Linked DNA regions of Mus musculus: regions 1 and 3 are each linked to region 2. The links are chromatin loops, found by intact Hi-C in ENCODE. Cell type or tissue: left cerebral cortex. All regions are shown on one strand.

Region 1 (8,000 bases), 250 kb before region 2:
TTTAATCTATGGTCCTCCCAGGTGAGAAGGGCCCTGTTTGTCTTCATTCCTCTTAATCTGGTGGCCTGTGCCAATACAATACTCTCTGCAGTGTAGGCAGCTGGAGTCACTACTGAGCCCTGGCCGGCAGTGAGGCCGGGGGAATCTTGTTAATTACAGCTTCACTGGGCTGGTTAGACTCTTGTCAACTTGACACAAGCTAGGGTCATCTGGTAAAAAGGATCTTCAATTGAGAAGAAGGCCTCCATGAGATTAGGCTGTAGGGAAGTTGGTGGGAGACATTTTCATAATGAGTGATTGATGTAGGAGGGTCCCAGCCCAATGTGGGTGGTACTACCTCTGATCAGGTACTCTTGGGGTATGTAAGAAAAACAGGCTGAGAATCAAGTCACAGAGAGAAAACTAGTAAGCAGCACTCCTCCATGGTCTCGGCTTCAGTTCCTGCCGTGGCTTTCCCAGCTAAACGTAGTAGGTAACATGACAGACAGACTATACAGGGTAAAACTAAAATAAACCTTTTCTCCTCCACATGGCTTCCAGTCATGGCATTTCTCACAGCAACAGAAACCAAATGAATGACAGTCGCTGTGAGAAAAATCCCTGCCACACTCAGCATATTAAAATATATACACGCCAGACTGAAGGCTCACCCTGTGTCGGTAACAGTGGCCGAAATGAAAAGCAACCTTAGGGTAGAATATACAGAAAGGAGAGGCAGTAGGGCCCAATAAAAATACCGAGTGACAATTTCACATTAACGACACGCAAGAAGTCAGAAATACTTCCGAAAGGAAGCCTGCAACCATCCATGGAGGGCTTTAAATCTCGGAAAGCTGTCAGTGTCCGTGACCTTGAGGACTTCCGGTCTGGTCCTTTCACTCTGCAGCGAGACAGCTAAGCTTGGCCAGCTTGTGACAAAACGACTTGCTCATAGTTCTGTAGGAACCCAGGAAATGTGCCTCTTGTACCTCATGCTGGGCTTGGGTGGCTGAGCTGGCACTGCGCTGCCTGCATCTTGCACGTCATGGCTCTACGGCACCTCTGCAGAGCCCAGGAAGGGCTGTCCCTTCTGCACTGGCCCAGCTGTACTCTTTCCCTGGTGGTCACCGAGCCACGGAAAAGTGTTGTCCAGAGGAAGGGGAGCAGGGAAGGGATTAGCTTGGCCTTTCTGAGGCCCCAGGCCTGGGTGAATCCTGTCTTCTCTCAGCTCTTTTCCCATCGGAAAGTCAGGCCAGCCCTTGCACTTAGGAACTTGAAAGCACTCAAGAGCTGGAGGCAAAAAGATCATGTTTGAGCCCATTCTGGGATACACAGCCACCAAACAACAAAGCAAACAAAGGCCTGTGTGATAGTCAGCACAGGCAGCCAATAGAAGCTCCTTATGTCTGCCGCTGCTCAGGTTCCGGTGAACTTGCCAAACTTGGAATTCTTCTGCCACAGATCCTCATGTGGGGCCACCCATCTTTCCAAAGAATCCAGTATCTAATAGTTGGATGACTGAGGTCAAGTCGACATCTCTTAGCTGTGCCAGTTGGATCCATCAGGGCTGATAGAGTCAAGAGCTGGTCTGTTGTCGTCCACTTATGTTGTATCCTTCCTGCAGTCCTGGGTACTGCCTATTATTAGATTCTCTGACTTCTAAATGAATGGTATATAGACCTCTCTGAAGTGATGGAGGAGGGGTAGTGCCCTCCCACAGATGTGGAGACCTCTACATGGGGCAGGCGCCAGAGAGAGATGACCATATTGCCAAGACCTAGGAGTGAGGAAATCACTCTGTCCAAATTTCCACGCCATAGCCTGGCCCACAGGAGGCAGCATGGTACAGGCTATGATGTACTGTCATAGGTGGCAAAGGACTGGCAACTTTAAAGACACACTCAGGTAGCCTTGCTAGCTCATCAGTCTAGAGAAAAAAAGAGTAACATGCACACCTAGTCAGAGGAACATCAGCCAGACTTGGGAGATTAGAGAAGATGGGAGAGAAACCCAGAAGAGCCCCAGAGGCCACAAAAGCAGAAAGGGTGAAGACAGCAATTGCTATCCAACACACATACACAATGAAGACCTCAATAATAACAGTGGCCAAATTTTCCACAGGATGCAATAAACATTCCAATACTAGACCATCAGAGCATACCAAAGAAGACTCTAGGACTCAGTGGAGAGTAAAGACAATTGATCAAGAAAAGAAGAGAAAATTTAAAAAACACATGCAAATATTATAAACAAAAGTGTACATGGAAAGGCCACTAGACAAAGAGGCAGAAGGTGGTCTCCAGGACCAGACATCCAGCCTCACTAGCTGTAAGGCCCTGCCTATGGAGGAACATCTCTCCCTGGGCAGTTAAACTTCATCTTCTATGCAAGAAGGCATCCACGAACCTTCAGGACTCAGCCAGTTCCTGCAGGTCACAGCTCCACCAGCACTTCTGCATAACACAGGGAAGAAAGACACTGTCCCTTCTCATTGTCTCAGCTGTGCTCTTTCCTTGGTGGCTATCAAGCCACAGCAAAGGGCTGTTCAGAAGGAAGGCGAGCAAGGAGGGGCTCTAACCTACAGGTAAGCTAATCTGTGAGAAAGGAACTGTGAAGCTCTTGGAATGGGGATGGGGGATAACAAAAATCCACCAACTACAAGAGAAGAAAATGGAACCTCATTTGCTAAGCCCAGAGAACAAGATGGGGTAACTTACAAACTGTCTCTTGGGGAGAGAAAAGTGACAGGCTGGGATCTCCAAGTCCCTTTGAGGGGCACAGGCCCAGTGATCTAGCTTCCATCCACTAGGCCCTGCTTCTTAAAAATCCCATCACTTTCTAATAGCCCCAGAGGCTACAGAGAAACGCTTAACACACAGACCTTCAACAACTAAAATCTTACTGTCTCTCCATGTCATGTCCTATGGCATGTTATGATGAAGCAAGAAGGCCCTCAGCAGATACCAAGCAAGGGCTAGCACTACCAGCCAGAGTCCTCACGTCATTATATATTACCCAGTACTCAGTTATAAAAAGTGGAACATGGCCACAGATGGAAAAGCAAAGGAAATAAAGCAGGTGGGGGAGGGGCAATTTTACAACTATGGTCCCCACTCCCCTTCTAGAATTGAGCTTCAAACATGGAGCAGCTCAGGGAACACTTGTAGGGTGAGGGGTTGACAAGCTGTGAGGAAGAAACCCATGGTTCTTTCCCACAAGGGGCACTATAAGGCCCTGAACAGCCAGGACAAGTGTGGCTCTTTCTTCACCAAAGGTCTACACAGACCGACCAGATTCCTTCCTCTTACAATGGATTCATGTTGTTATCATTAATTCTGCCAGATGCCCAGATCATAAATGTATCCTAAAGCCACAGGCCAGTTCTGAGCATAAAATGCAGAAGGCTTGAGACCCATTGTTTGTTCGGCCACTGAGTTGAAAAGCTTCAGCAAGCTGGCCAAGCTGGCCTCTCTGAGGGCTGGTCTCCCAGCAGTGTATTACCACTGTAAGGAGCCTCCAGAATGAAGCTGCATGAAGAAACCCCAGCCCTCTTGGTCCTGGTCAGAGAGCTCTTCCCACTCACAAGACCCTGGACCTCTGTAACTGGAATTCCCGGCAATATGCCAGGCCTATAGGCAGAGCTATATCATTAGACAGCATGCCAGTGCAGGGATTGGCCTTGCAACGGGGAGTGAGAACTCAAATGACAGCTTAATCTGATGACAGCATCAAAGTAATGTTTTCGTTTATTCTTTTTTATTATTAATTTATTTTATGTATATGAGTACACTGTAGCTGTCTTCAGACACACCAGAAGAGGGCAACGGATCTTGTTACAGATGGTTGTGAGCACCATGTGGTTGCTGGGAATTTGAACTCAGGACCTCTGGAAGAGCAGTCAGTGCTCTTAACTGCTGAGCCATCTCTCCAGCCCCACTTTGGTTTATTTTTGTGGTTTACCAAAGCGCGCGCACACACACACGCATACTCGCGCACACACACAAAGAGAGAAAGACAGGGGGAGAGCCTCTATTCTTATGTTATTATGATTATTTGAGTGATATAGGGGAGAGGTGTGCAGGCAGGAAGGGGTGGATGGGCTGTGGGCAAAGAGAACACTTTTCAGCACACTAAGTTCCATCAGTCCCAAACTAACTGGGGATCTCATAAGCCACTGCCCACCGCGCTCTGCCAATGGTCTGAGGTGCATCAAGTCAACCTGATGTTGCTATGAGAACCAGATTCCTCCCCAGCACCATAGCAACAGACTCCAAAGTGTGTTAAGCACACAGTCTGCTCACACTTTACACCATAAGCTGGGAAAGAGAGCAGCAGGAGCTGTGGGGGTGGGCACAGGGATATTTTCCTAAACCAATTAGCTGAAAACTCAAATACATGAGGCTCAGTTTGAATGGAGAGGATCGCAGGGACCACACATCTTCATTAAAATTCTCAGGGACACTGAGAGTTACTGTATCACTATCAACCTTTGGGGCCCTATCTGTGGCTCTCTACATTGTAGCAAACCTACATCTGTTGTGGTCAGAACAAGGCGCTTTCCTGAGAAAGGCTTCCTTCCCAGGTCATGAGAAGCAGCCAACAGCAGCCAACAATATGCATTCCTTCATCCTGATGTTCTAGATCAGTGGTTCTCACCCTGTGGTTCTCACATCAGCTATCCCATGTATCAGATATTCACATTATGAGTCATTACAGTTATGAAGTAGCAACGAAATCAATGAAATATTTTTATGGTTGGGGGTCACCACAGCATGAGGAACTGTATTAAAGGGTCACAGCATTAGGAAGGTTGAGAGTCACTGCTCTAAACCAAAGACTCCATCTCTTCATGCATGGTAGGGAAGAATGCTGTTCCTAAAAGGCCAGAAAAGGATGCCAGTTCTCATCCTTAATAATCAGTGGCTATGGGTTTGGTGTGGTAGTAGGACTGCCCCAGTGTCAGGGCAGAAAAGTGGGTCTGGGAAGAATGGGCTACCGAACAGTTGACAGCACTTGCCACATACTGCAAGAATGTCTTCCAGGAGTTAGAGATAACAGAGGAAGTGCTTCTCCAGCCTGTTCCCCCACCCCCAACCCTCCCCAATGCCACAGACTGTTGCTGGGCTGTCTACACCAGTAAGTGCTAGTATAAACTTGAGCAAGTTTATTTGTTGCAATTGGCCTGAAGCTTGGGTCCCAAAATGTGATATTTTTTTTCAGGCAGTCATGGCACCAGAAAACTTATTTAAAATGCAAATCCAGACATCTCCCGCCAGCCCTGTGACTCAGAAACTCTGGGGTAGGTCCAGCAGTCCGTGTGAACAAGCTTGGCAGGTGAATCCTGCAAAGGCGAGTTGAGGCCCACGGGCTTGAACAGTCTGCAATCCTCCACACTTTCGTCTTTCAACCTACTTGGGCATCATCAGGTCAGCCATCAGCAGGGATCACATACTCGCACAGGGGGAAGAGGCATAAGACCTTCCTGTCCAGTTTCTTCCTGGTTAAGCCTGCTGTCATCCCTCCCTAATGATGCTGCTGGACCCACCAAGCTCAGCCCTTTGCATGATGAACCAACCAGGAACACCAGTTCTGCTTTCTGCAACCGTTTACAATTTTCTTCCTCTTGTACACACTAGCAGTCAGTGAAATGTTGCTCCCTAATTCCCCTGTCTCCAGGGTAAACATCTATAACTTCCTTTGTAGTTCTGATATAACAAGGTTTCTAGTTGACCCTGCAGGATCCCTCCCTGCCTATGATCAAACAAGACCACCAGAAGCTTGGAAGAAAATATCCCAGCCATATTTGGCTTGCACAGAGCATGGGAGCTGTGGCCCCCGGCTGCCTGGATACTAGGAACAGCCCTCAAGGACACTTTGTTCTGCTACAGTCACATCACCTGGTCCATACAGCAAAATGCCCTGGTCTTTTAAATAATGCTGTAATTAAAGTCCTCTTCTATTTATGTTTTGGAACTCGAGCATATAATTTTACATTTCTAATAATAAATTTATCCCCTAGTTCTTCTGTTCTGGATTTTTTATTCATATACCATTAAATTTATCCTCATGTAAAATTGAAAATATGGCACTCTGTACAATTATTCTCTTTTTAAACTTTATGAGTGTACTCCATATGTTTTATATTTTACTATTAATATAAAATGAACATTTCAACTCGTCGGCTTTGAAACAATTTTATCAGCTCGTACAAATGGTAACATTTACTGATTGATTTAAGCACCTCCTGATAGTACGTTCTTTCTTTCTTGGCTGTTGTCTTACATAACGCTGCAATGAACAACATTATACATAAAATACCAATCTAGTTTCTTAGTCCAGATTCTTGGAAGGAGAATGACTGGTAAAGAGTAGGAACATTTCACAAAGTCTACTTTTGAGTTAGGTTATAGCTTTTCTCTCTTTGGACCACTGTATATGAGAACCTTCTTTATCACAGGTTCTGCTATTATACAATGATTTAAAACATCAATGGCAATCTAATACATGAAAAACTGAATCTTTAATATATTTTTCTGTTTTACTAGTGACATTAACCAAATACCTACACACACACACACACACACGCACACACACACACACACACTGCTGATTATACAGCTCACAGTTTGTGAATAAACCTGTTTATGCCTCTTACCAAACAATGGGACCCACCATTTTTCTTGCTGTTTCTAGGGTCTGTAAGCAGCTGTACTGACCATCTGTCTCCACTGTGTGGAAGATTCTCTTCCACTTTGTACATGCCTTTCTGCCTTTCATATTTTCTGTAACTTTCCTGGTTTTGTTTTTGTTTTTTTAAGATATATATATATATATATATATATATATATATATATATATATATATATACACACATACATACACTGTAACTATCTTCAGACACACACCAGAAGAGGGCGTCAGATCCCATTACAGATGGTTGTGAGCCACCATGTGGTTGCTGGGAATTGAACTCAGGACCTCTGGAAGAGCAGTCAGTGCGCTTAACGGCTGAGCCATGTCTTCAGCCCACTTTCCTGTGTTTTATGTTTTAAGTTTTATATATTTGTTTAATGTTTACCTTAATGTCTCACCTTAGGTTTATGTTTTAAAAGACTCTGCTAATGCTGTGACTAGTTTAATGCTCTCTTTCTATTCTTACAGCTTTTGCATTTACGTTACATTCGTCTCTTTAATCCATCGGTGGTTTGTTTTGGGTCAATGTCCCTGGTCAGCCTGAGAAGCGGTTTTCTGCCTAAGTACTTGTCAACCCAGAACCCTTCCTCACCAACCCTGGGGCCCTGCCTGCCCTTTATCATAGCTTCCCACTAGCCATACAGGTGCCCAGAGAAGACACCCTCACGCCACAGTCTAGTTGTCTGTGTCACACATTGATTGCTGGTTATTTCAATCTGGTCTGTTGTGGAGACCAACCGTGATGGTCTACTGCAGGTACCTAGCATGTGTACTTTGCCCATCATGAGGTGATGCCGATCTGCTGCCTCTGACCGACGTTCCTAAACCGGAACTACACACTGAGTTACCCTGAACACCTTTCATTTTAATAAATTTGTTGTCCACACTTGAGGTCATCTCTCCTGGCACTTTCAGTCATGTTTTTCTGCGCTGCCTGCAATCTCACTGGCCCCCTCCAGACCTTTTAGAACACCAGTCAGCACTGGTGTAGTATACAAACCTTTTTTGATCCTGATGTTAAACAGAGTGCCTCTGGAGTTTCATTACTAAAAATCTGTTCTTGACTTGAAATGGATTTCTTTTTTTAGGAAAAAAAAAAACAGCTCAACGAGTTCATATGGGTGCTGCCCATAACCATGTGTGTAGGGTCATCCACTGTGACACTGGGAATCTACCAGGGGCCACCCTCCTAAAGAAAAGTGACTGTCCCTCCTCCCAGCAACTATCAACTGCCTTTAGCTCTTCAGCTAAGGGTGACAACTCCAGGAGCCCTGCCTCTCACATGCTGGAAGATTCTGACTGGCTTCATGTTATACAGGTCTTATGAA
Region 2 (8,000 bases):
GTCACCAAGAACTATTCAAAAACAGGCTAGAACAAGGCCACACTTCCATAGGCCTTAGAACTAATCCTAACTGAACTGAAACCGGACAAAGTCACTAGCCAGAACACAGGCTGAAGAGAGGAGAGGCCAGGGAAAGGCCCCTGTTAGAGAAGACCCAGCCTTCAGCTCTTCATCCACGTCTCTTTCACAGAAGATACGAAAGCAAGTCTGAGGGTGGCTCCCCGGGGATACAGATGTTTCCCCAAAGTGGGGAGCAGATTTCTCTCCCAATTCTTCCCCACATGAATTGCTGTCATTTCGATCTGAAATATCCCTTAAAGGCCTTGGGATACTACCAGCCTTCAGCCACACATAAATGCAGTCGTCCCTTAGGAGGTGGGGCCTGGTGGGAGGATGTTAGGTCATTGGAAGCAGGCCCTTGAAGAGGATACTGGAACTCTAACCCCTTCCTTTCTCCTTGATACGAGGTGAGCATCCTTTTTCCTACACATACTCCCCACCATGATGTCCTGCTTCACCACAGGCCCCAAAGTCAACAGACCACAGAGATCACAGAGTTCTGAGACGGCCACAGGATAACCCTTCCCTCTGTAGAAGTTGATTGTTGCAGATATTTTTTAAGTGAGAGCTGACAATGGAGTAGTAATAGAACAACTTTTATTTGTCTTACTTTTAAATCCCAACAAAGTTTTCAACCTTGGGGGAAGCGTATATACCCACCCTATTATAAAGATGAATTATACTAAGCACAAGCAAGTGGCACTCCAAGAATTGTGCCTGGAACATGATAGGTGTTCGGTGACCATTAGGTAATACCCCTGGCTTGTGGTAAAATATAAAAAGGTTGACTGCTTCAGTACAAGGATTCCCCCCTTACATAAAAAATTAAAACAGATCCTGGGAGCAAAGACTAGAAAAGCATGTTGCAAAGTAGATGCAAAACACATCCCAGCATGCTCTTTGATGCTGAAACTATTCTTATTTTAGGAAATTAAAAAGTTAATCCCGTAACTTAAGATGGAACATTTAAGCCCTTCCCCCCATTTAATAAGTGTCTCTTTATCTACAACCAACCAGGACTTTTGCCAATTAAAAGAAGAACTTGGTCCATTTTCTAAAAGCATGGTGTATTTTCGAAACAAAGTTTTTTCTTTCCAGGCTGTCTGTCCCTCTGTACAGGGCAGTGGTGACAAGATCTGATGAACTCGACATTGGAAAGGAGAGCATAGCCTTAAGTAGTCTACTTCTATCTGTACGTTGTCTGAGCATCCAAAGATGGGCCCATTTGGCTTTGGACTTGAAGGCAGGCTACCGTGTGTGTGTCTGTGAGAAGGTGACATGTCAGCTGGCCCCATAAGGTAACTCCCAACCCCTGCACACCCCAGGTCCTGATCCCCAAGTTAGAATAACAGTACAGATGGAGCCTTAGCCCCAGCGTCTTACTGATAAGTCACCAACAGTTATACTGACAGTTGTCAAGAGGGCAACTCAATGTCAAAATACCAGACCGATCTTGACTGGTTTGTTTTTGGTTTCTGGTTTTTGGTTTTTGGTTTTATTCACTTCTTCCTTGATTATTAAGGTCTAAGCCAGTCCAACTCAAACTCTTTTGTTTGATCTTATATTTTCATCTTTTAAATTCCAGAGTACCTCGGGCCTCCTGTAACACTTGGGAAATGCTGTCAACATTGTTTCGACGTGTTGTTTTCTTTAACTCGGGTACTCTACCTCTGCAACCCAAGAGAGCTCAGCGCAGAAGGGATGTCCCCAAACAAAAACAGCTTTGAAGCCTTTCCAATGATAGATACCTCCCACCCCCTCTCAACTCTGTTCCTAAAATCTAATGCCTCAACATTAATTGAAGTCAGTACCTAAGCGGAGGCGGGAGACCCAAGAAGAGGGAGAGGTGGAGGGGTTCGTTGCACAAAGCCCAACCAGGAACCCTAAAAGAACATGGGTGCTTATTCTTCCCTCAGAGTGGTCCAGGAAAGGCAGGAAATGGAATACATCCAGCCCAAATGGACCATTAAGGCTCAAATGAAAACAGAAATTTCATGAGGTCCCTTTGCCCATCAAATACTGTGAACCTAGAAAGTAAACTCTGAAAAGACGTCTTATTCATTCCCTGTTTGACAGGCCCTTCTAAGAACATGGATTCAGAAATTCTAACTCCTGTCCCTGTGTGTACACACACACACACACACACACACACACACACACAAGCACACAGCATAAGACCATCTAGCAGTCAAGGAATCATGTAGATTTTTATGGGGTTTTGCAAGGGTAGAAACAGAGAGGCCAAGTTTGCCAGTCACCCCTGCTTTCTTTATCCTCTGTCCAAAGCCATCATAACTATTCTTTCCGTTCTCTGGGGAAGAAGCAGTCTATTTTCAACCTTCATTTGGCTCTCAGATGCCAAGGCCCAAACCTCCCCTCTTGTAGAACCTTAAATCCATTCTTAAGTTAACTCCAAGTCCACAGGTAGAATGTGTGCCCTGTGATCTTCCCCAAGCTCCTGCACACACCATGGCCAGCAGGGCCTCCTGTCTCTTGCTGTCAATATTTTGGGACCCTGACTTTCTAAAGTAGCAGTCTTTTCACAACGGCACACTCTATGAGGTGACCCTCGGGCCCCCAGTCACCCCACTGGGATTCCTCTCCCACATAACGCACATCAGGAACTCTAGAAGAGCCTTGGAATGTCCCCAAAGCCCCATATTCACCAGGACAAGGGGACAGCGCAGAGTCAGAGCCACTCCACTTGTTGCCATGACAAGTGACTACCTCTAAGAGTTTCCAAACTGTGGAAGCGGCTCTGGTCTGCTGAGGCCTCCTGGCCTCATCTACATGGGATCAGCTAAACGCAGACAGGAGCAAACCGCAGCCGAGGGTGAGCAGCCCCACAGATCACCGTGTCCTCCCTGCTTTGCTACATCTGCAAGGGCCCAGCTGAAGCCTGGTCTCTGGAATGGCACTAAGTCTCATTTTCCCCGAGGGCGTCTGTCACTGGTCCTGTCACTACTACTCATTTTATTCAGTACCTAACCTTAAGGAACAGTAAACAAGTGTTTACTAAATTACTTTAATGCTGACAGCCAGGACTCTGAATGTCATTTCATTTAGCAGAATGTTTAGCATGCTGCTAAGTATTTAGCACCCGATATGTTGCTAAACAATTCCCCATGCCTCGCTTTTTGATTCAGTCATGCTATCCTCTATGGTACCTAACATTAACTTAAGCAACAGTGAAGATAGACTCAAAAATCAGAGTAAACTCTGGCTGTCTTGCTAATCAGTCTTCAGCCAGGTTTCCCCAACAGGCCAGGAGCTTTCTTTACTTTATTCTGGAAATAAACTCATCTTCTCCATTCTTCAGGAGACAGCGAGAAAGAGCTGGTGCGGCTGGCTGCTGAGCAGTAATTCCAACACGGCCCAGAGCTGTAACACCAGGCTGCCACAACGACCGTAAAACGAAGGCCGCACCACCAGCCGCTCTCACTCTTTCTTAGCTACGTTCTTCAGTCCTCATGGAACCAGCCATAATGACTCCAAAACTTGGGGCAACAGAGATCAGAAGAAAGCATCAGGAGTTGGAAACTGGCAGTTAGTGGCAGAATGGACTTCAGTGACTTCCTGCCTTGGTCTCTGGGGCCTTCCTGTCACCACCTAGCAGAAGATGGCTGAGGCGGAAATCAATGGGGAAATGTGCCCACAGCTCTTAGTCTTCCCCTTAGCAAGGCTAAGGAAATGCCTTCTTGCTGTGGAGCTGCTGATGGACTTAGCAAGCCCACAGCATCTCCCGGTTATCTCAGATTTGTCTAGCTTGCGGACAGTGGGCCTACTAGTTTTTGAACTAGCCCTTTCAAAGCATGAAGGAATTTAGCTTGTGGCCATCCAAAGGTTTCCTCGAGGCTCTGTGGGGGATGCTGTCTACATCCAGGGTCAACAGAAGTCTGCAGTAAGGACGTGCAAGGTACTCAAACAATCCAAAGGGGCAGATCCATGCAGGGACTCAGGAAGTCCTTCATCCTACAAGGCCTCGGGTGACTAGTGCCATGGAGACATACGGTGGTCTTTAAGGTCCTCTGCACCAGGGTATGAGGGAACAGGTTCTCCATCCTCCCTGGAGCCCATGGCCTGACTCGTAAGCCCTGTAGCGCCACCTACTGGTGGAGGCAGAAGTAAGATGTACTGATGGTTCTAAGAAGTCTGTACCTGCAAGATGATTGTCAATAATACAACCAGACCCCTGCAGTGAGCCATACTTATACTAGGAAGTAGACTCCAAAGATCAGCACGGCATCGAAGCCCTCCATTTGGTGTTCCGGCTGGCTCCTTTAATATACCCTATCCACAGACAAGCCCACCAAAAGCAGTTTGGAGTAGAAGAGGTGATTAAACAAATACTAAATCTTTTCCAAGACTCTAAAAGATAGCTGGGGCAGGGGTACTGGCTTACCACTGTGTTGACAAAGCACTGTTGTTCTTGTGGCATATACTGTAACAGAATGAGTCTCTACTTAATAGGAGATTAATACACATACACACACACACACACACACACACACCATTTTAGGAGAGTGTATAGTCAACATTCCTTTGCATAACACCCGGGGTGAGGTGTATTAAGTCCTATGTGATCTGCTTCCAGAGGCTCCCCTAATTCTCTGGGTGTGCACACGTTTAATCATCATTACATGTGTTCTATGGATTAATCATCATTACATGTGTTCTATGGAAGAAAATAACCAGTGATTCCCTTACAGTGTGTTGGTGGAAAAGCACCCAGCCATTCCCAGGAACAGCATTTGGTATGAAAAAAAAAAGCCTCCTTTCTCCAGCTTCCTCCCTGCAACTTGCAGAGATGGAGAAGCCGATGTCAAGAAGCCTTCTCATAAGCTGCACAGGCTGAGGGGCGGCTCTCGGACCCTTTGAAAAGAGTTAGCTGTGATCATTGTATTATTACCATATTTTAAATGATAATTGCCATCCCCCCCCCCTATGGCTGAATAGTTTAAAGAAAAAGCACACTGTGTTTTCCCCTCCCCTCTGCCTTGTCTCTGGCAGTTAGGGGACATTCTGGGGTTTTTGTGTTAAATGGTTGACTATTAAGAAATTTCACTTGCTAGCTGGAGCCTATACTGGATAATCAACCCAGAAAAGTAGAAGGCTGGAATAGGACCAGAGAGGGTAACAGAAGTGAGGCACAGCTTGCACGAATATAACCTCCAGCCTGAAGCCTGAGAACAGAGCCCTTCCTTCCCTCAGCTTCTAGGCTGTCTCACGGTGCTGGCCTCGGATTTCCACAGTCCGCCCCTCAGCTCACAGGTGCACATACACCACTGAAAATCGGTGAGAAGGAGGTGCATTCGGTTCTTGCAAGCCAGTCAGGAGAGAAGAAAACAGCCACCTGGCAACTTATTTGGTTCTCCACTCTGATTGGTCACTGTTGCTGTTCTGAGGTCATCCCTTGGCTCCTCTTCTCAAAGACCTGCCTTCTGAAACTCTAGCCCCCAACTATGTTTCCTCCGCCACGGAGTTACTAAGCCAGCCACTTCTTGTAAATATTCACACTCCTCCAGGTCTGTCCTTCCCACCTCTGCCACCTTCCCCAACCCTCCCTCAAAAGAAGCCTAGCCAATCAAGAGCAAGAAGGTGGGAGGCAGAGGGGGACAAGGACCCTGGCGCTCTTTTACCTAAGAACCGCATCTAGGGATGGAGGCGAAAGTGCTCCTGTGAATTATGTAACCACTGCAGCTCTGAGGGAGAGGACCATCCAGGTTCTAGAGTGTCTGCTGGCTCTCTGCTGGAAAGGTATAGAGTTCCTGGCCACCGCTGCCTCCTCTTCCCCCTACATCGTTCTCCAGAACCTGTAGGGCTATTGCTCCTGCATTGAATGCCTGCTCCCTGCAAGGGGCTTAGGGATGCCATCGAGAAGCAAAGTAGCAAGAGAAAAGAAGCAGAGTAAGAAAGTAAGCTAAGAAGGGCTTTACCCTACACTACTAGGAGACCATGCCAACTATGGGCATACCTGTTTTACAAAGATGTCTTGCCCTGGGTAGTGACAGATGGGACAATACTGCTGGGTTCTCCTCTGCCAACTTGCTTAGACTGAGGGCATGGGCAGAACCTGAAAAAGCTAGCCCACCCCCACTCTACAAAAATATCACCCTTTCCTCTATGTCTCATCTCTCCTCCTCCTGAACCAACCATAACTCCATCAGCTAGGAAAGGGATTTGAGGACAGAGGCAGGATAAGGGCAGGTAATCCAGGCTGCCCGTATGGCATAAAAAGACCTAGTACCCATGACCCTGGACAAGTCTTTCTTCTTAAGGAGGACAAAATCCCAATGCTGCCACCCAAGACAGAAAGCAGAAAGCCAGCTGCTTCCAGATGAAAGAAGACCAGCTGTAAAGCCAGCTCCCCGGCAGCCTTAATCTGCAAAGGCAATAGCCCTTTCCCCAAATGGTGACAAAAGGGTAAAAGGAAGAAGGGGCTGGGTACCAGTATCAGGCCTGGAGATTACTTCCACAAGGCAAGGCTCTGGAGAGTCACTAAGAAGTACCCTGGCAAGGCAAGGAAAGACACAATGTGGAAGAGCAACGGTAGCTGCTGAAGGCGAAAGAGAAAGGGAACAGTCAAGCAACGGGGCAGAGAGCCCGTAGAAAGGGCATCTTGGGACTGCAAGACACTTCAGCTTGATCACCTTAACCACTAAGCAATGTCAAAAATAATAACTTGTCGATGGGGACTGGGGAGGAGAGGGAGAAAGTTTCCAAGAAGTGGGGAGCTACCCGAAAGCCATTCACCATTAGAGGGGAGCTGATGACACTTGATGCCCAGGATGGAGATGCTTAGAGAACACTAAGTATGGAGCCTCAGAGCTAGTCACACCCTTTCATGATTCCCTGAAAACATGGAAAAGCAAAGCCCACACATCACTGAGGCTTCTAACCGCTTTCCATCCTCAGGTGCGAGTCCACACTGGGGTGCTAACAGTAACACACCCGGCACCCGGCGTGGGCTCGCTCGGGGTCAATGGCAGTGGAGAGGTGGGCGGTGTTGAGAAGCCGAAGAGCCTGAGAGCCTGGAGAGAGGAGGCGCGCTGAGACGCACAGCTGCAGCCCCCGCCCCCACCCCCACCCGCGACCCGGAGCGCACTGCCCGAGGAAGTGGCGTCGGGAAGAGTGGACGTGGGGCAGCCTGGGGGGCCACCGGCGCGGGGCTGGTCTCCGTAGGGGTGCGCGCGAGAGCGCGCGTTCCCTGCCGCGCCCCAGCAAAGCAAGGGACCCCGAAGCAGCGGCTCCTCGGCTCGCCGTGGCCAGACTGGCCGGCCGGCTTTCGAGGCAAAGGCGAGAAATGCAGGCAGCGCCGACACTTGGGGAACTTTCCCCCTCGCTCGGGATTTCATGGGAACCACATGCTCCGAAGAAGCCCGGCCGCGGAGGGGGAGGGGCGGGAATTTTCCGCTCCGGCTCGCACGGCGGCTCGGCCGGCTCCCGCGGGCTCCCGCGCGCGGGGTTGGCGCCCCTCGCGAGGCACGCGGCGAGGGCCGCTCCACCGGGACCCGCCGTGGGCAGCGCGGGCGAGCCCGGCGAGGCGCTGGGGTCCCGCTTACCTTGGTGGTTTTCCTCTGGAACGTACATCCTCGTGTTTTCATTGACCATTGGCCAAAAACTGCTTGGAAAGGAGAAGCCACAAAGAGGAAGAAATGCAGCAACAGCCGCGAGCGGCTCGGGATGGATCCCTCCTCCGAGGCCGGCGGCTCTCGCGCAAATCCAGGAACCCGTGGATCCGCAGTGGTTCTTGCTCCCTTCGGGTGATTACCTGATCCCCATTATTGCACCAAACACCAAAAACTGCTGCTTTCCACTACCGCCTCCTTTCGTGAGATTGTAATGCATCCTCAGTACATCCGGGCCCCTTCCAAGAATTTAGCACCGCACCTCTGGCGGCTACACCATTTGAAAATAAAAATGATAAGAATAATAAATGG
Region 3 (8,000 bases), 120 kb before region 2:
TACTAGCACAGAGGATGCCCACAGATGCACTGGCAAATACTGTGGGGACCTGAACGCACGGAAGGCAGGAGACATAAAGAATCAATATGCTTACGGTGAGGAAGCTCATCTCCCGGGAGGCTGCGGGAGAAGAGAAGGGTAGCGTCTTACCAAATATCTTTGGTGTGTTTTTTTATTTTATTTTATGCTATGTGAACGTGCTGCCTTCAAACGTTACAGAAAATGTAAGCGGCAAAGCTGTGGCGCCTGGCTGAGAACTTTGGATGAGCTGGCAGGAGACCCCAACCATACTTTCCTTGGCCAGCACAGCAGCAGAGCCAGGGAACTCGGGCCTAAGAAACAGTGGCTGTAGGAAGAAGCTCCGTCCCCACTGCTCATCGCAGGGCCTTGCTACGGTACCACCCTCAAGACAATCGTGACAGTTACGAGCCACCTCTCTGGAAGCAACACTTAGTCATGGTGGCAGCACGCCATGTTCGAATAGCACCTTAAATCCAAAGAGTACAAAGGAATTGGACATGCTCCCGAGGCCCTGAGGCCACCTCCAGAAAGAGGGAAGCTCCAGGGGCCTGGTATGTGAGCCTGTGCGCACGCCTACATCACACACGTGTATGGATACACCTAGGTTCTGCATCATAGCCTTTCCATCTTCCCCAGTGACCCTGGAAGGTGTCAAACTAGTTTGCCTGGGTCTCCTCCTTTGTAGTTCAGAATAATAACAATATTTAGTTCACAAAATCAGACTGCAAATTAAGTCGTAAGCTGACATAAGAGAGCTAATACTTGTGGTACTGTCATTTTATTCCAGATCCTGCCTCAAGCACTAGGCACACACTGTCCTGATGGAGGCCTTGTAATAAGGTTCAGGAGGCAGGGCTATTGTTATCCGGGATTTGTAGTGAAAAAAAACTGAGTCAAGTCACCCACATCACAGAAGTCCAAAAGAAAAAGAAAAAAAAAAGGAGTGCAGAATACCTTATACATCCCTTCTGGTCAGTGAGAGCCATCAAGGACAGCAAGTGAAGGACAGCAGATGGTGGCAGGAAAGGGGACAGGCCAGTGGGATGGGTCACTGACTCTCAACCCAGGCATGGCACAAGTCATCACCACACTGTGGGCACCTGTCCCTTAAAGGCAGCATCAGAGGACATAGGGGTCTTGTGAGGAACTGCCATTGAAAACCAACCCAACCTCAGGACCCCGGAAAGAGAAGCCAGTTTCTATCCCTTAGCCTGTGGCTGCCACTTAAGATGTGAGGGGGACGAGCTACAGGGAGGCGGGGCGTCGGGAGTCCCGTGGGCGCATTAGTAAATGGAGACATGTAAACAAAGCCACAGGCCCATTGTTGGCAATGACTCCATTCCCTTTCTTTAAGACAGGGTCTGGGAGACCTGTGGAGGAGTGGGGACTGTAGCGTTTGAGCCCTGCAGGGCCAGAAAGATAGTTCTGCTCTGAGTATCTATCTGTCACAGAGCACTGGGTAGGGCAGACACGGGAGAGCTTCACTCATTAACATTGGTGTTGCCATGACAATAAGCTGTTGCCAGGTAGCAGTGAACTAGAAGAGTGAGAATTAGCAAAGCCTAAAAATAAAGCTGTTGTTTCTTCCCCATCTAGATGTCCATGGTTAGCAGGCAGTAAGCTTGCCTCCTCCTCTCCACCCAGCCCCCATGGTGGCCTGACCCTGGAGCACACAAGACAGACAACACCCACCTCCGAGCAAGAGGATCTGATACAGGGACAGAACCTGACAGAGGTAAAGGCCACATCTCAGAGCACTGTGCAAACCCAGAGGGGCTTGCTTCCTTCCTTGGCCTGGAGTGCTAACCTCAGTTCTTGACTGGATCAGGAACAGCTAACCCCTGTAGTCTGACAGGCAGAAAATGGCAAATGTTCTTCTCCCCTGCACAATACTTTCCTCTCCAGAAATGCTCAGGCAGATCCACTTCCCAGCGGTAACTGTAGAGTCAGGCGCTTGTGGCTTCTTTTATAACGACGCAACCACGCAGAGATTACTGTTGTCATAGTAGAGAGGGCAGAACATGCAGACTATCAAAATCGGTGACTGGTAAATATCTTTGAGACATTGTATCTGAAGTCCACTGATTTGGTTTGGGTAGCAAAGCCTCAAGGACCCATCATGACTTTGATCCATTGTCCCTCTCACCAGACTCAGTTCCAAGAGGGCAGAAACTGCATTTAACTGGACATCTTTCTGGCCTCAGCATCTGGTGTCGCTCTGTACAGATCATGAGTACATGATGAATAGGTTGAAGGGAAGGGGCAGGGAGAGAGGCACCTGACTCAAACATGGCAGGCACAGGCAACAGTGCTATCTGGCCTAAGAGAAGACCTTCTCTCTGAGAATCTAACTCTACATTCTAAGAACCCAGCCACTCCCTGCTGAGGTCTCTAGCCTCAAATCAGCCCAACTAGCTAAGCTATGAAGATGGGTGAGACCGCCGTCAATAAGATTTCAGAGCTGCTCACGGCTTTACAAACACAAGCAGCAAGTTTCCAGATACCCCACAGACACTTCGCCAAGGACAACACTCCAGACCTCTACTAACGAGGCCATGCATTCACAAAGCCAATAGTCCAGTATCCAGGCTTGACCTACTAGTCTCGTACTGGGCTCTCCACTGACACATGTTCAGAAAGGAAGTATCGACTTGTCAACCACAAACTCCCTGATCATGTGGGCCTTGAGCTGAAGCCCTGGGAAGTAGGGTTGCCAATGGATGCTGTCTCCCATCATGCCAACACCTGCCCTGACCCACAGGTTCACTGCAGGGCATGCCCTTGACCTCAGAGCACAGGGAAGTGGGTCTGACACTACTCAGAGAAAAGGCCATTCTTAGATGGCCTATGGTAAAATAACCCCCACCTTTAAAGCTCTCTTCCTTAGGAAGCCACCACCTTGGTGTGCAGGAGCTACAACCTAACCATGTACTTCCCTGTCTGATGCCATCAAAGCCCAGTTGCAACTGTAAGCTAAGATGCAAAAGATTCATTGAACCTGGCTCTAGTCAGTCAAAATATCATCCATGTGGTGTGCGCAAATATGCCTTGGACAGATGACTGATGAGAACGTTAACCTTATCACCCTGCCTTGTTCCTGACGCCCAGGTCACCAAGTGCACGGGGAGGATGCTAGCACAAGCCCGGGTGACCTGGGCTCAGTATGTGTAGCCCTTGTCTCTCACACACACCCACTACCAATTTCCTAGGCTTCGGGGTGAAGGTGCTACCATCAAACCCAGGCTTCCTCACAGAAAAGGGAGACAAGGCAAGCAAAGGAAGTATTATCCCCCCAAAGCCATTATAAGCAGCCGTCTTCCCACCTTCCCACAACAGTACTCACTATTTGGGGTCATTCCATCAGCCCAGCTTACCCTGAACTCCCGATGACATTGTAAGTTCCTATGTCCAGTTCTGGCTCCCATGAAAGCACACACAGTGGCCTTAAGGAAGTCACAGGAACTGCAGGTCCCAGAAGGACCTCCTGCTAACTCTGCCTTCCTCCTCCTGCACAGAGCAAGATGCCTCCTTACTCTGCATCTGCCATTTGGGGGTTAAAATAAAACTTAAATCTTCTCCCCTCCTCCTCTTCAGTGTCTGCCCCTCCCTTCCCCTCCCTTCCCTTCCCCTCCCCTCCCCTCCCCTCCCCTCCTCTAACATGTGTTCCTGTATTTTATGGAGTGTGACTTTCTGCATCTCCAATACAAGCGACTTAGCAGACACACACATTTTAAGAGTATGTATCACTTAAAATAACTGAATTTTAAACCTCCTGATTTTAGTTGAGAATTTGATTTGAGGACTAGAGAGATTTGGGCTCTTAAGAAAACAAAGAAACGGCTATTTTGAAGAAACGTGTGAATAATTTTTAAGGAACTGATGGCTAAAGATAAAAAAGAACCAGACTTGCTTTCTGCCCGTCAGGTTTTCCTGTGGAATACAAACACCCTTCCACGCAGTTTTCACAGAGGAGGTTTCTGAAACTCAAGACAGAGATTTTAGACCCCACCTCCTTTTGCTGTATTTCTAAACTACAGTCTTTACCCTTAGCCAAACAACTGCCAACAGGGCGCTGTGTGAAATGCAGTTGACAACCACCATAAGCCAGCTGCTAACTGTTCAAAGTGGCACACGGTCTGCAGAGAAGCCCCCGGTCTGCTTCACAGACGTGCGCACACAAAAGCATGCCCACATACGTGCACGCACACACGAGCACCACGAAACAATTTGTCTTCTGAGAATCATCAAATCTCGGCAATGACAGCTCCTCTCGGTGGATTTCTCATTATTATAACTTTTTTTTTTTTACTTTTAAACTGTTTTCACTTGTTTTTTTTTTTAATTAGGTATTTTCCTCATTTACATTTCCAATGCTATACCAAAAGTCCCCCATACCCTCCCTCCCACTCCCCTACCCACCCACTCCCACTTTTTGGCCCTGGCGTTCCCCTGTACTGGGGCATATAAAGTTTGCATGACCAGTGGGCCTCTTTTTCCAGTGATGGCCGACTAGGCCATCTTCTGATACATATGCAGCTAGAGACACGAGCTCTGGGGGTACTGGTTAGTTCATATTGTTGTTCCACCTATAGGGTTGCAGATCCCTTTAGCTCCTTGGGTACTTTCTCTAGCTCCTCCATTGGGGGCCCTGTGATCCATCCAATAGCTGACTGTGAGCATCCACTTCTATGTTTGCTAGGCCCCGGCATAGTCTCACAAGAGACAGCTATATCAGGGTCCTTTCAGCAAAATCTTGCTAGTGTATGCAATGGTGTCATCGTTTGGAGGCTGATTATGGGATGGATCCCTGGATATGGCAGTCTCTAGATGGTCCATCCTTTTGTCTCAGCTCCAAACTTTGTCTCTGTAACTCCTTCCATGGGTGTTTTGTACACTCCAGGCCTGCTGTGGAGTGGATCACTGGTATCGATTTAATTTTGGTTGGCTGTCCAACCACAGAGATTTATAGAAGGGATGTTTGCAAAATCCTGGAGATATTTGAGTATTGTTTTTATGAGTGACCATGCACGTGGAAAGCCCAGATGTCAATGGGTCTTAGACACTGACACTGTTTGTCACAGACTGAGGAAGGAGAAGACCTGAGAACAAGAGGTACCAGGATATGTAATACCCACTGTTGATGTCCGCTGTGGCTAGCTCCCATCCAGTGCACAGCCTCTGTAAGCAATGGGCAAAGTGAGTTGCATGTGGCTTAGTAACCAAGTTCAGGTAACAGGCTTCTCCAGGTAGATGGAAGTGGGTAACAACATCCACTTGTGCTTCACTAGACTGCCGACTCCAGGACCCAAATGTGACTTATACCTTATCTGCTTTATACAGTTACGGTATCATGGCCATTAAAGAGTCACCTCTTCTTTGGTAGATGGTAAACAGCCATTTCCCTAACTCTCAAGGGTCCCCAGCCACCTGCTGCTATGGCTAGGCATAAATGCATCTCTCCTAATGAAGGTGAGGGTGAGCGGGTGGGGGAATCAGGAGATCTGCAACAAGGAGGAAGGGGCTCCAGAGGACCACGGCAGCACCAGGCATTACTACATAGGACCCCAGGACCTGCCCTAAGATGATCTCAGTCAACATAATCACGCAACCAAAGCCAGGCAGCTTCTCAGGACACCCAGAATCTCCTCTCCTCTCCACTGAGTCATCCCCTTCTTCAGCAAGCTATAACTTTCCTGCCTGCCTCTGTGTGAGTGTGTGTGTGTGAGTGTGAGTGTGTGTGTGTGTGTGTGTGTGTGTGTGTGTGTGTGTGTGTGTGTTTGTATTCCCTCATTCAATGTACACTTAGAGAAAATGAGAGCAGGCCTCCTACTGTGTCTGTGTCCTATGCTCCTTTACTTATCAGTTAGGATTTCACACAGAACATGGTTCGTGCTAGGTACATCAGAATACTCACTAGAAGAAACTTACATTTGGAAGTCAGGCACCCACGGCACTATTCAGGCCTTCTAGGTCTGGCAAGGACTGTTTCCCTCCATACAACCCTCTGGTTAACCCCTTCTCTCATCAATGTTTTTTCTAACTTCATACATTAATAGACTACACTGTCTGCTCTAACACCCCGTCTGACTGATTTGATTGCCTTGTGTAATTTGCTAATTTCCTATGTAAGAAAGTTTGTTCTAAACTACTCCTGGGTGGGGTGTGGCATATCCACACTCCTTTCTGCTGTTCTGGGAATAATGACATATCTTATTATCCTAAATAGAAGGAAAAACCTACCAAGCATTATACTTCAACCTCAAACCATTTCTTGAGCATCAAGAAAATCCACTTAACAATACATTCCCTAAAATGTAACAAACGTGGAGAGCGATGCCTGTTACACAGCATCCTGGAAATCATCACACGGAGGCTCACATGGAAAGGACGCAGAAGGGGCTTGCTAACCCCTTGGTTTACTGTGTGAAATTCTTCCCACTGGCTTCATTGGTCCTTTACGAGGACCCAAGAGACAAGCTGTTTCTAGGAGAAGCAGTGAGCAGAAGGAAAGGAAAGAGAAGCTGTGGACACTGCAGGCTGGATGCTTGCCTCTCAGGCTTTACAAACCCTCTGGCCCTCGGCAAGGACTCCGAGTGCTGGGACAGGTTTCCCAGATATTAGCCACAGCTCGGGAATACCTCCTCACCACCACCCCCCCACTTTGTGTGTCCTGTTAACTCAGCACACATCACAACACCTATGGTCAGTCTTTTGTTTTGGCAATGTATTCAAAATATAATCACAGATATATCTTTGCAAAGTTCTACTGAGCTTTGAGGACTGTAATTTTAATTTTTCTAATAAAACCATCAAGCTAAGTCATTTTATTCAGAGATGCATATAAAACATGAAGCTGGGGAATTTAAAACCAAGGTGTAGGAAACATGTTGCAGGGCAAAACTTTACTTGCATAACAAAATGATGGATTAAGAGGGTAGGTTGCATCATGATTGGCAGGACTAACCAAAGCGGGTCACAAAGCTTAAGAAAGGTGAAACTGGCCCTTGAAGAGAGTGAAGAGCTCCTAACACTTGGGCCCTCTGGGGGATGTCGTTGTGTATAAGAAAGAACACGCAGGTCATCTCACTTCATATTTATGTAAAGGTCAATGGGGATTCAGCCTCTGTGATTCAAGAAACAGTTCAGATCCGGCCCCTTGATCTCAGACTCCCCAAGATTCAAAACTGTGGGTAATGGACTTCTGTTGTTTGTGGGCCACCTGGTCTACAGTGCTCCATCACAGGTGTCTGAACAGACTGAGCGCACCAAATCTGCTTCCTACTTCCTGTTACAAAAACACACCCAACACAACCACCAGTCGTCCGCTCAGCATCAACTGCTAGTACTAGGCTAAGAACTGGGGACACTGTGAGGATGGTCAATAACACAGATACAAACTGTTCTATGTCCTGCCAGAGACCAGTGTACAGCACAGCAAGACAAAGGGAACGCCGTTCAGGGCAGAAAGGCTTCTCAAGTAAAGAAATGCACACCTAGTCTGAAAGAAACAGAACAGGGGAGTTAGTGCTCCCAGACAGCCCACCTCCTCTCTGTAACCCAGCTACCTGCCACTTCCCAAAGCCCTCCACTACCAGTCGTGCTCCCATGTGGGAATGCAAGAACTTACCCTGCCAAGGAGGCGGGGGACACTTAGTACACTGCACAAGGAGCCTGCTAAGCCCAGTGTGCAATACTCCTGCCCTGTGGTTTTACCTCATCCTTTAAAAGGCAGAAAGGAATGAGTTCATTTGGGAAGAATGGCAGGCTTCTGCCATTCTAGGAAAGGAGGAAGTGGGCCCGGAAGCTTTGCTGGGTGGGAAAGCACTCCAGTTTTATAATCTTCCAAAACATGTGGCTAAGACCCCTCTCCCCCGGGAGGGAATGAATGTTCTTTGGGGCAGAGTGTTAAGTATGAGTGTGTATGTGTGTCTGTTTTAAATAAGCATTCTGGGAGAAATGTAACCAGTCTGTTTCTGATT

The links. A loop is a pair of places that touch in the nucleus more often than their neighbours do. Peaks named below come from ENCODE experiments on the same cell type or tissue, not always from the same donor. Only the 100,000 strongest peaks of a DNase experiment are listed, where the experiment ranks them.
Region 1: a loop joins it to region 2, with 2.8 times the contacts of the local background. A loop is called at or near these places in 9 of 42 quality-filtered maps.
Region 3: it touches region 2 in a loop (2.1-fold over the local background); 2 of 42 quality-filtered maps call a loop at or near these places.

The regions. Positions count from the first base shown.
Region 1 is chr6:118,847,039-118,855,038 of GRCm38, forward strand. All of the region lies in intron 3 of Cacna1c (calcium channel, voltage-dependent, L type, alpha 1C subunit), which reads right to left. 1700080F18Rik (a long non-coding RNA gene) reads left to right here. Exons shown (of 2, transcript XR_003956354.1): 2 at 5,200-5,942. Among named protein-coding and RNA genes, the nearest start is that of 1700080F18Rik, 10 kb to the left of the region's middle. In left cerebral cortex, a CTCF peak has its summit at 1,820; DNase peaks (open chromatin) are centred at 537, 884, 1,837, 4,284 and 1 more place; H3K27ac peaks cover 448 bases.
Region 2 is chr6:119,100,305-119,108,304 of GRCm38, forward strand. It overlaps Cacna1c (calcium channel, voltage-dependent, L type, alpha 1C subunit), which reads right to left. Exons shown (of 47, transcript NM_001159534.2): 1 at 7,623-8,000. The coding sequence starts at 7,671. Among named protein-coding and RNA genes, the nearest start is that of Cacna1c, 4.2 kb to the right of the region's middle. In left cerebral cortex, a CTCF peak has its summit at 4,167 (motif pointing left); DNase peaks (open chromatin) are centred at 4,159, 4,753, 5,657, 6,085 and 4 more places; H3K4me3 peaks cover 3,500 bases; H3K27ac peaks cover 2,640 bases.
Region 3 is chr6:118,976,389-118,984,388 of GRCm38, forward strand. All of the region lies in intron 3 of Cacna1c (calcium channel, voltage-dependent, L type, alpha 1C subunit), which reads right to left. It overlaps Gm50599 (a long non-coding RNA gene), which reads right to left. Exons shown (of 2, transcript XR_001785462.2): 2 at 1-8,000. Among named protein-coding and RNA genes, the nearest start is that of Gm50599, 34 kb to the right of the region's middle. In left cerebral cortex, a CTCF peak has its summit at 3,466; DNase peaks (open chromatin) are centred at 89, 466, 1,504, 1,948 and 1 more place; H3K27ac peaks cover 3,470 bases.